Regions from separate parts of the Homo sapiens genome. Here region 1 is linked to region 2. A link is an interaction called in ENCODE POLR2A ChIA-PET data of the cell type or tissue named here. Cell type or tissue: A673. All regions are shown on one strand. Each heading gives the region's core, and the rest is flanking DNA. Links, peaks and the distances in the headings are about the cores only. Region 1 has its middle 75 kb from the start of PART1. Region 2 has its middle 220 kb from the start of PART1.

Region 1 (5,388 bases), core at 68-5,067, 140 kb before region 2:
GGCAACTAAGGCCTGGTGAGAAATTGAGTGCAGCAGCTGCTGGCCCAGGTGCTAAGCCCCTCACTGCCCGGGGTGGCGGGGCCGGCCTGCCGCTCCCAGTGCGGGCCCACCAAGCCCACGCCCACCGGAACTCGCACTGGCCTTCAAGTGCCTGCCGCGCAGCCCCGGTTCCCGCCTGCACCTCTCCCTCCACACCTCCCCGCAAGCTGAGGGCGCCGGCTCCGGCCTTGGCCAGCCGAGAAAGGGGCTCCCACAGTGCAGGGGAGGGCTGAAGGGCTCCTCAAGCACGGCCAGAGTGGGCGCCAAGGCCAAGGAGGCGCTGAGAGCCAGCAAGGGCTGTGAGGGCTGTCAGCATGCTGTCACCTCTTAATAGGTGGTTTGGAGGTTTTAGGAACCAGGTCTGGATGGGGTACATATGACTTACATTCACATTCTATTGGCTAGAACTTGTCTCATAGCCTGATCAGATGCAGAGGGTCTAGGAAATAGGTGCTGAAAGAAGGGAACCCATGCACATTAATGAGTACCATTGATTGCTCCCTTTCAGTGGCACTTTAAAGGTTTGGACTTCCAGTTGTCTCACCCAGGTTGAGTGCAACCACTTAGGCATTCCTACCATGTGACAAGGTACTGGCATCTAGCTTGATGTGGGTCTGCCCAATGGCAAATGATTACCCTAAGACTCAAATTTCATTTCCCTTCTTCCTGTGTCTTAACCAAGGAGAGATTTTAAAACGTATACCAGAGACGAAGAGGCACTTTGAATTTGTCCGGGTAGGTGCTTCTTGGTTTGGGGATGTTATGACCTTAGATAGGTAAGTGAAGGCTGTCATGTGGAATGACTCCCAGATTTAATGTAATTCCATTACAAGTAGGTTTACATAAGAGGCACAACTTTGTTTCTTGGTTATTCCTTATTACCATATTTATAACACTTAAAAGAAAGAGTTCAGAAAATAGCTAGGATTGGTTTACTCCAGATACCTGGAGTGTTAACCAGCAAACTGCTTTGTAGCCTTGTGTGTACCAACAGAAGTAGGTTGCATATTCTGTCTTTTCTTTCTCCTTGAAAGCAATACTTTGCTGATCTTTAACTTATATATGTCCCTTGGAATGATGCCAGGGAGAATTTTTATAATAGGTCCAAATTATAGTTGCCTGTCTTTGTGTGTGTATGTATATTTAACTTTTTAATTTGATTTTATTTTTAAGTAGCTTTATCTCTGGATGGGCAATGCATATCTTAATAGTGTGATCAAAAACAGTTAAGATAAAAAATCTTAATAGAGTTTTATGACCCATAAAAATACTCAATAATATCAATTTTTGTTTTTATGACTATTATTTGCATTCTCTAGGGAGGCAGATTAACACATAAAAACTACCTAAAGAATATAAAAACAATGTATGGATAATATGGCAGAAATGGTATATAATTGGTATAAAGTACAAAACCAAGGACTGCTAGTGCACAGAAGCTTTGGTTTGTTTATTTGAGGAGATTCGTCTTAGCATCGGCCCTACTGTGTATGACAGACAAGGACTGTTATCACAGCATGTACTAAGGAATACATGACCCCTTCTGCTTACCTTCGAAAGGGGAGAAATTGTATCTGTCGAGAAACTTGGTGGAACAAACAGAAGTGCATGCAATTAATTGTAAGACATAGGGCATCGGTTCTGTTTTCTATTTTAGAACTGTAAAAAGTTTGACAAAGTGAACCTGAACTCTGATAAAGCAGCAAGAAAAATCTGGAAGTGTTCTTTGGGTTAGGAGATGCTTATAACTGGTTGGATGGAAATAGTAGTTACATTAAGATTATTTGTTACTTTGGGATCTGATGCAGGGCTGAAACAACCCAATGTAAGTCAATGATACTTTCACCAGATTGAAGTTTCTAAGCTGTTTTTCCAAAAAAAAAAAAAATAAACGAAAAAAGAAATTCAAAATTAAAACAAACCACTCCCAAATTCTCTTACATCCATGGCATTCTGAATTTATAAGGATAGGCTTTGGCCCTTTTAGAATCTGGTTTTATGAAGGTGGAAGGAATGACAAGGCTTAGTGCAAAATATTAAAAGTACCTTATGCCCTTTTACCAAGTGTGCACCACTGCGTTCCTGAGTCTGTGTAGTCTTCCCATCTATTTCTCCTTTCGTTTCTTCCTCCTTCTCCTTCCTCCTTCCTCCTCTCATCTTCAGAAAATGAAAGGCTCTGGAAGTCTATTGTGTGTGAGTACCTTTGGGACCAATGTAAAACATAGAGCAATATGCATGCAAGGGATGCTTCTCCTTCAGATTGGAAAAAAAGTGGATTTAAATGAAAACAGACCTGACAATATACCTTTTTCTGCCTATAGGTTTGATGAGGTAATGTTATAAAGTATATTGCTCTCTAAAAATCCTGAGGGTTTTTGAGTGAATGATGTAATGAAAGTAAGCTACAGTAGTCAGTAGGAATATAATCTAGGAAGTATGTCCTGGGATAAATAAAACTGTTGATAGCATGAACGTTATGTGCTTGTGAGCTCAGCTAGTGAGGGGATGAAGGAGCTTGCATTTATTAAATAGCTTAGTTAAATGAATTATACATATATTCCATGACTTCAACTATATAATGTTGTAGTTAAAGTCATCATTTTAGAATCAGACTGAAGTGGATCTAAATCCTGGTATTATGACTTAATATTCACCTAGTCATTAGCAAATGACTCCACCTCTAGCCTAGCCTTAGTTTCCTTATCTATAAAAAGTATTTGATTAAAACCTACCTTAAGGATTTGTTGTAAGGGTTATAGGAAATAATGCTATAGGCTTTGGCAAATAAAAAACAATCAGCTGGCTGTTATTACCTTACAGTGGTTACATATTTTTAAATAACCAAAATAATTGACATAAAATTAACAGAAAAACTTAACAAAATGATTTAGTAAATAACTTAAGATCTTGGAGTGCCTCATAGTCATCATTGGAAACATAAGGAGTATTGTACTTTTCTAGAACCAATAACATAATTCTGGGTGATGGAATCCTTTTGCTATAAGTATCTATGTGAATACACAAAACATGCAGGGTTTGAACTAAGCATCGAAGAACGAGGATGATTTGAGAAAAAGTTCTGTCTCCTTGGGAATAATACAAATCAGTGATCCAGACATGCAGAAAAAAGACAAAAACAAGGTGGAATGTGGTAGAATACTACACTAAATTATTTGAGACTGCCCAAATACCTCCAGATGGAGTAAGGCTCTCTAAAAAGATATTGACTGGTTTTTCTATCTCTTCTGGATTGCTCTTTCAAGTGAATGTGTAAATATGTCTATAAAAACGATGCAGTGTTGGGTAACGGCAACAAAATTATTGGTCTCAGTCTCCCTTGGCTGTTTTTTCCCCTAATTTCTTTGTGTTTTAGTTGATCTACTTGCAAGATGGAATAGTGGAGATAACATTTTCCTAGTGTTCTTTTGAAGACACGTATAATTGTAGTCCTATTGTCCTGAGACTGAATGTACAGATGAACCCAGCCATGAATGGAGAAAACCTCAAGAAAAGTGAAAGAAACAAAAACAAGCCAACAGCTCCTTCACTGGGATAAAAACCCTCAGCTAAAAAGAGATAGTTACTCTAAGAATTGTACTGTTTTATTAAGTTAGTGACTTAAAATATTAATCTTTTTGAATATAATTTGGCATGGGGAATCTTTGGGAAGATAAAGATTGTGGTCAATATAACACCTATCTAGCCACCTTTTTTGCGGGTGGTTGGGTCAGTAGCAGTGGAACAAACTAGTATGTAAATTGAGATTTCTAGGAAAGGTGGAAAATATCTGGGGAACACCATTGGATCATAGCTTAGTTATTGCAGCAATAAGAAAAATATATTTCTAACTTTAGGGTTAATTTCACTCACGTTTTCCTTCATTTAGATCTGGTTTTTAATCCCTGATTTAGAGCCGATCTTTTAAATTGTCATTTTACTTTTTTAGAGCTAAATGGTTTGAATTGGACTTAAATATTCGGAAATAATGTTAAAATGTGAAATTCGTTGCTTTTAGTATAAAATAAATGTATGCATTGAAAAATTCTTTTTACATGGTGATTACTTTCATATATTGTGATGCCTTGGTTTTATATAATAATTGCAATGATGATGATGATGATAATGAGATTAGCTAACACTTATGTGATACTTCCCTTTGTGACATGTCTGAATTTCTTCTGGTTATGTCATACAGTGGTGGTAATAATACACGTGAAAGGCCAGGATAGTTCTAGCCCTTACATAAGTTTGCTTTATACTTAAGCTAGTCTTTTAGTCCGTTTTTCCTTTAAACATCATAACCTATTTTGGTTATAGCTACCAGTTGTAACTATTTTCACATAGATTTTTACAGTTAATGGAAAATGAACCCTTCTGGAAGTTATCCTTTTTATCAGCAATGAAAATTATACCAGTGCATGCTTTATTACAACCTAGAATGAGTGTGACTTGAAAAAATTAGAACTTACCAAGTTGCTTGACTCCCTCTTTGTCCAGTGCAGCAGTTAATATCTCATCTCCCATTCTCTAGGGCCAGTCAGCCTATGTTCAAATGTCAGTTCTTCCATGTATTAGCTGCAAAACTGACCTGGGGAAAAGTATGCAGCTTTTTTAGTTCACTATTCTCATACGTAAAATGGGGTAATGGTACCTACTTCATATGATTATTGAGAAGTTTAAATGAATTCCTGTTAGAAGCAGTAAGAACAGTGTCTCTCCCATGGCAAGTGCCTTATGTTTTTAAAATAAATATAAATGTCTGAGGCTCATTGCCATCATATTATCACAGAGCCTGTATCAAGGACATGGAGGCAATACCTGCAGTGGCCAAGCATGAAAATCTTTGACAGTTCTGTTACTTGACAGCTGTAAGAGCTTTGGAAAGTTGCTTAACCTTAGACTAGCTCTCCTCATTGTAAAATGGAAGTCAGTCATAGTGTCTGCTTTGTGTGGTTGCTGAGGATTAAATGAGATGATATTTGTCAAGACTTGTGGTGAGTCACAAAGTTCACTGACATCTCATCCAGATGGGCGGAGAAGAGGTAGCTTCTTAGTTTTGATTTTAACTAATGTGATCTTCCTCCTGAGCAAACCACTGCTGATTAGAAGGAAAAATAAATTAAATGTCTAAGCTGTCTTAGTCTGATGTATTGATTTTAGATAATGCTCTGTCTCTAGGAAAAGGTGCTCAGACTTTCAGATCTCTGTGTTCCAGGATTTTCCAGGTTTCTCTCCAAGATGATGTCTGGTATGTAGGGGAGGGGAGGGGCTTAGGCAGCCTCTTGGTGGGAGAGAAAAGTCTGGACCCATAGGCATAGTCATGGTGTCCACTGATCGCACTTCAGGAAC
Region 2 (5,388 bases), core at 89-5,088:
AAGAGCACATACTTCTTGTTCTCTTTAAAGTGATAATCCGGCTGGACATGGTGGCTCATGCCTGTGATCCCAGCACTTTGGGAGGCTGAGGCGGGTGGATCACTTGAGGTCAGGAGTTCATGACCAGCCTGGCCAACATGGTGAAAACCTGTCTCTACTGAAAATACAAAAATTAGCTGGGCGTGGTGGCACATGCCGGTAATCTCAGCTACTTGGGAGGCTGAGGCAGGAGAATCGCTTGAACCCGGGAGGTGGAAATTGCAGTGAGTCGAGATTGCACCACTGCACTCTGCACTCCAGCCTGGGTAGCAGAGCAAGACTCCGTCTCAAAACAACAACAACAACAACAACAACAACAACGACAAGAACCAAACAAATAACAACAAAATAAAACCTAAAGTGATGATCACTGATTTTAAGTGGCTCCTTAGTTGCCTAAGAATCCCAGTTGTGATGGTTTTATCCCTTATTGTCTAGAACTAATGTTGAACACCCTGCTTTTTAACTTCATCTTGTTTTTCTCTACCCCCATCATCAATATTTGCCTGACTCACCATCTTTCAAGGTTTACCTCTTCATACTCAGCTAAAAATTAGCTGATGAGATGCACAAATAATTCCAGTGTATCAGGAGAGGATCAGCTTCCTCCCTTTTAAGGTAACATGGATCCTTTCACCATCTCCTGATGCCCTGAGACCAATGTCTTGAGAGCATCACATCTTGTTTCATGCATTCTGACTGGGCATGCTCATCTATTCCAGTGTTCCCAAGAAACACTCATGTATTGATCACTCCGTGGCCAGGCCAGATCTCTCTCTGGCTTGTCACTGAGTGGACATTTTTTTTTTGATTTCTCAAAGTCACCTCAAATTCAGTGTGCCCAGACTAGAACTCATCTTCCCTACCATGTCTGCGTCTCCTCCTGCATTCTCTGTTTCAGTGATAAGTAACTTGGGGGGCATTTTTGATTCTCCTTCCCTCTTTTCCACCCCAAATGGAACTTGTTGTTAGGATCTGTGGATTCTATCACTCTTGATTCCACCTACTTTTCACCATTTTGCCTCTACTTCTCTGGTGCAGGTCTTCACCATCTCTTGCTTAATTGCTGCTACAGTGTCCTAACTAATTTCCCTGCCTTTAGTCTGTCTGTCCATCTCTAATCCACTTTCCATATGGCAGTGAGAATGTTTATTCTTGCCACTTCTTAGATCTAAAACTCTTTAGTAGCTCTCCATTGCTCTCAGAATTGAGAGTCCTTATTATGACTTAAAAATTATTAATTATCTGGTGCTTGCTCACCTTCCAAGGATCTTCTTTTCACCTTGAACTGGATGCATTTTCCGTATGTACCATTTTCTCTGTAGGTTCTAAGCCTTTGAAGAGGTGATGCCTCTGCTTGGAGTGTCTTTCCATTCTCCCATTTGCCTAGTTCTTATTCTTTTTTTATTTGCTAAGACACTACCTCTGAATAGATGACTTCCTTGACCCTGCCTCTCTCAAGGGTGAGTTACATGCCCTCTTCTTATCCTTAGTGTTAAAATTACCACACTGACCTTCAGTTCCCTCTTTACTTGTTTATCTTCCTCAGTAGCTCCTTAAGAAGGGATTATCTTCTTCACTCTGCCCTTAGCATCAAGCCTGATGTCTCTATTATAGTCTGTGCTAAATAATTATTAATAAACAAAATACCCAGTTAGTGTAAGGAAAGGAACCTGCCATGGTAAATAAGTGTGAGAGAGGTTTTGAGGTAGTCGTATAACTGTTAGAAATACACAAATCACATTATAGATAGTGGCTTCTCTGTTTATCACAGTGCTCAGTTTCTTGTTCCAGGATATTTAGAAAAAGTATACCTAAAATAAGCGGAGAAGTCATTAGGTTGAATGACATATTCCCTTCTGCCGAGGTATTATAATATAATTTTTAAAGGGCCTCAGTTAACAATTAAATTCTTTATATCCTTGCAGCAGTTCTTTTTTTCTAGGTTTCATTTCCTTCCAGAACTAGATGAGGATTTTTGTCTAACTGATACAATTCCACGTTCTGAGTCCTTGCCTTCTCTCTCTTTCAGTTTCTGGGTTGTATGTGGTAGATTGCCCAGTCTATACCTAATCAGCACTAGGTTGGAGAAGAATAAACTGCCTTCATGTTGTGGAGCTGGCAGTCTTCTCTGTTGAGTGATAAACCAATGCCATTCTAAAAGATCTGCAGACCTGTGTGATCTCTTCTTCGAGGGAGCTGTAAGAACTAACTTTGATGGAAACACCAGTTTTAAAAGATTGCAGTTCATTTCCTACATGCATATTTGCCTAGGGAAATTTTGTAACATCAACTGAAGTTTACTAAATGAACAGCAAATGAATAAGTATACGGGTTGATGACAAACACTCCAGCCCAACATCTCTAGGGCCTTTGCCAATGTTTCACTAGAATTTTGGACCCTCAAGGTCATCTTAGTTTTACCATGTTCTCCTGATTTGTGTTGTATGGGGTCATCCTCTTTAGCAATCTGCAGAGCATAATTTTAATGCTGTCTCCCAGGTGGAGGGTTGATGATCCCTTTATAGACCACATTCTAGCACAAATTAATGTCACTGTTTCTTCTGTAGGAGGAGCCTGGCACACTGAATACCAGTGGAGTCTTGCTCTCTAGGCTTATCTTGGGAGCTAGTATGCTTATTCTTGTTTCTGTCCCTTTCCTTATGCACTGCCACAAAGGAATTGCTCTAGAATCCATTTCTTCTTCCTCATCTCCTCCGTTTCTTTGAATCTTATTTTGTAAAGTTCAAGCTTCATTTCCTGCAATTAGGGAATAGATCATGGTCTCTAGGTGCTTTGTCATTCTCAATACTGTGTGCCATTCTTTTGAATTACTTCATGTTCCTTTGGAGCAGAGGTTGTATCTTTTACTTTATATGGAAAAGTATGGCTTAGTGCAGCGTGTAACTCAGACTAAGGCAATTTAAATGCTGTATTTCATTTGAAATGACACATGGAGCTGTTTTTACCACATTTCTCACTGTCTTATCTGAAAACCAGATTAGCGCAGGGAAGTCTTGGAGCTATTAAAACCTTCTCCTCATATTTTCTCTGGCTTTCAGAATGACTATATAGGGCCTTTTCTTTGGTGGGGATTACACCTCACTGGCTCTCATGTAACCAGTCAATTTTCCTCTCACTTATTATGGGACTGTGAAAGAAAGAATTAGAAGGTGAAATTATAGGATTAATGTTAAAAGGAATTAGTTAGCTTCTTTGTTCCTTTAATTTCCAGTTACAAGAAAAGAATTAGATCAATTACATTTCTATGGGCTTGATCTCATGTAATAGTAGCTATTACCAACAAAAATATAACCAAATTGGACTTTTAAGAATGTTCACAGCAGCATTGTTTATAATGGCAAAACATTAGTATCAACACAGGTGTCCAACCACAGGAAAACAGTTAGATAAAATGTAATTAAATCCTTATGATAAAATGTGACCATTAAAGTTGCTGTTTTTGAAGAATTTTTAATGTGTGAAAATGTGAAAATGTGCTGATGGTATCATCAGCACCTAGTACCAGTGCCTGGCATGTGAAAACAGCTTCCAATAAATACATATGTAATAGCTTTATCATACCAGGAAAGGTGGCTATAGAAAATAATAGTAACCTCGTACTAAAATGAAGAGAACATCAACTTCCTCTCTGCTAGATGGCCACTATCTGCATCTTTTATTCTCTTGAGTATTCTGGAATCAGTAAAAATGGTGTTTTCAAAGAATCTTATCAGAAATTCAGCTACATCTTTGCTTGGCAATCTGAAGTTTTTGGAAAGAACGTATTTCAATAATAAAGAATGACATAGAAATTTTTACATGGTAAATATTTAAATAAAATATGACATTTTAAATTTAAGTCCAGGGTTACTGTTTCAGAGCTGAATTCAGACATCTGAATGATAAGCGGAGATTTCATTGAGAAAATCTCTACTTTATCATTCCTACTGGCTTTACTATGTCATGGAGAGCTCAAAATGTCATCACTGAATTAGTTTTCTAGCTGACTTCCTCCTGGTGGTGTTTTATATGTTAGTGACATTGATTTCTGGACTTTTCTTTTTCCCATAGGTCTTACCTCATTTATTTGAAATAGAATTGATTAAAATAACCTATAGAAATAAAAAGCAAAATAAAACAATAGAGATAAAGATGAAAAATGTGGTATAATTTTTAAAAATTACCATTCTAGGTATATAGTCATAATTATGAAATATTATTCTGGTCTGAATGATACAAACTGCTCAGCTTTTATGCTTTAGAAGATATCATTATTAATAACTAATTTATTAGATTTGAACATTCAAGAGCAAAGAGATGTTACACCAACGGGTTCCCTTGTCTCCTACTTTCTAGTTTATGTAACTGTAAATGAGTACCCTAGATTATCAGTTGCTTTTTGGGGATATGTTTTGTTATGATAAAAAGAAGCAGTTCGATCATGACATTTGCAGTTATCTTTCTTGCAGTGACCTTCTAGAAATGACTCTTCACCTTCCTATCTCTTTCCCTGTCTTGGTTCATGGTATACTCATTCTTTCAATTGTGAAAGTAGAAAGTCAGCTGACTCTTTGATTCTTCTGTCTCCCTCTGAACCACTGACTTATGGCAATTTCCCTTTAGCATGTGTTCCGTATCTGGACCTTCATGTTCAGTCTCACTGTCTCTCCCCTGGTTCAAGTTCTCAGATAAAAACCGTTTGCCTTTAGTCTTCCCAAGCCTTTAGTCTTCCCCATTTCAATTCATCTCCTGTACTATCATAAGATAAATATTGATTTTGCTCTTTTTGTTTCTGCTTCCAGCTTTATTAAGATGTAAATGACAAATAAATATTGTGTATACTGATGGTATAAACGTGATGTTGTAATACATGTATACATTGTGAAATGATTAAACCAAGCAAATCAATATATTCATCATCTTACATATGTATAACTTTTTTGTGGTAAGAACATTTGAGATCTACTCTTTTAGCAGTTTTTAAGTGTCCAATACATTTTATTAATTGCAGTCACCATGGTGTACAATAGATCCCTAGTTCTGGAGATTTTGCTATTTTCTTGCCCAAAAATTGTTAGTAGCTATTACCAACAAAAATATAACCAAATTGGTCTTTTAAGAATGTTCACAGCAGCATTGTTTATAATGGCAAAACATTAGTATCAACACAGGTGTCCAACCACAGGAAAACAGTTAGATAAAATGTAATTAAATCCCTATGATAAAATGTGACCATTAAAGTTGCTGTTTTTGAAGAATTTTTAATGTGTGAAAATGTGGAATGTAGCAGAGCCTAATACCATATAAATACAAAATACAAGAAACATTTATGTTGTTTTTTGTATT

What was found. ChIA-PET counts read pairs that join two places held together with the same protein. Peaks named below come from ENCODE experiments on the same cell type or tissue, not always from the same donor. Only the 100,000 strongest peaks of a DNase experiment are listed, where the experiment ranks them.
Region 1: POLR2A ChIA-PET joins it to region 2 with 9 read pairs; 2 of 35 experiments call an interaction of 5 or more read pairs at or near these places.

The regions. Positions count from the first base shown.
Region 1 is chr5:60,410,255-60,415,642 of GRCh38, reverse strand. It overlaps a transcript of PDE4D not described here. Among named protein-coding and RNA genes, the nearest start is that of PART1, 75 kb to the left of the region's middle. RefSeq lists an enhancer at 104-762. In A673, for the core only: no CTCF peak of the experiment used is centred there; no DNase peak of the experiment used is centred there; H3K27me3 peaks cover 869 bases.
Region 2 is chr5:60,269,312-60,274,699 of GRCh38, reverse strand. It overlaps a transcript of PDE4D not described here. Among named protein-coding and RNA genes, the nearest start is that of PART1, 220 kb to the left of the region's middle. In A673, for the core only: no CTCF peak of the experiment used is centred there; a DNase peak (open chromatin) is centred at 2,909; H3K27ac peaks cover 407 bases.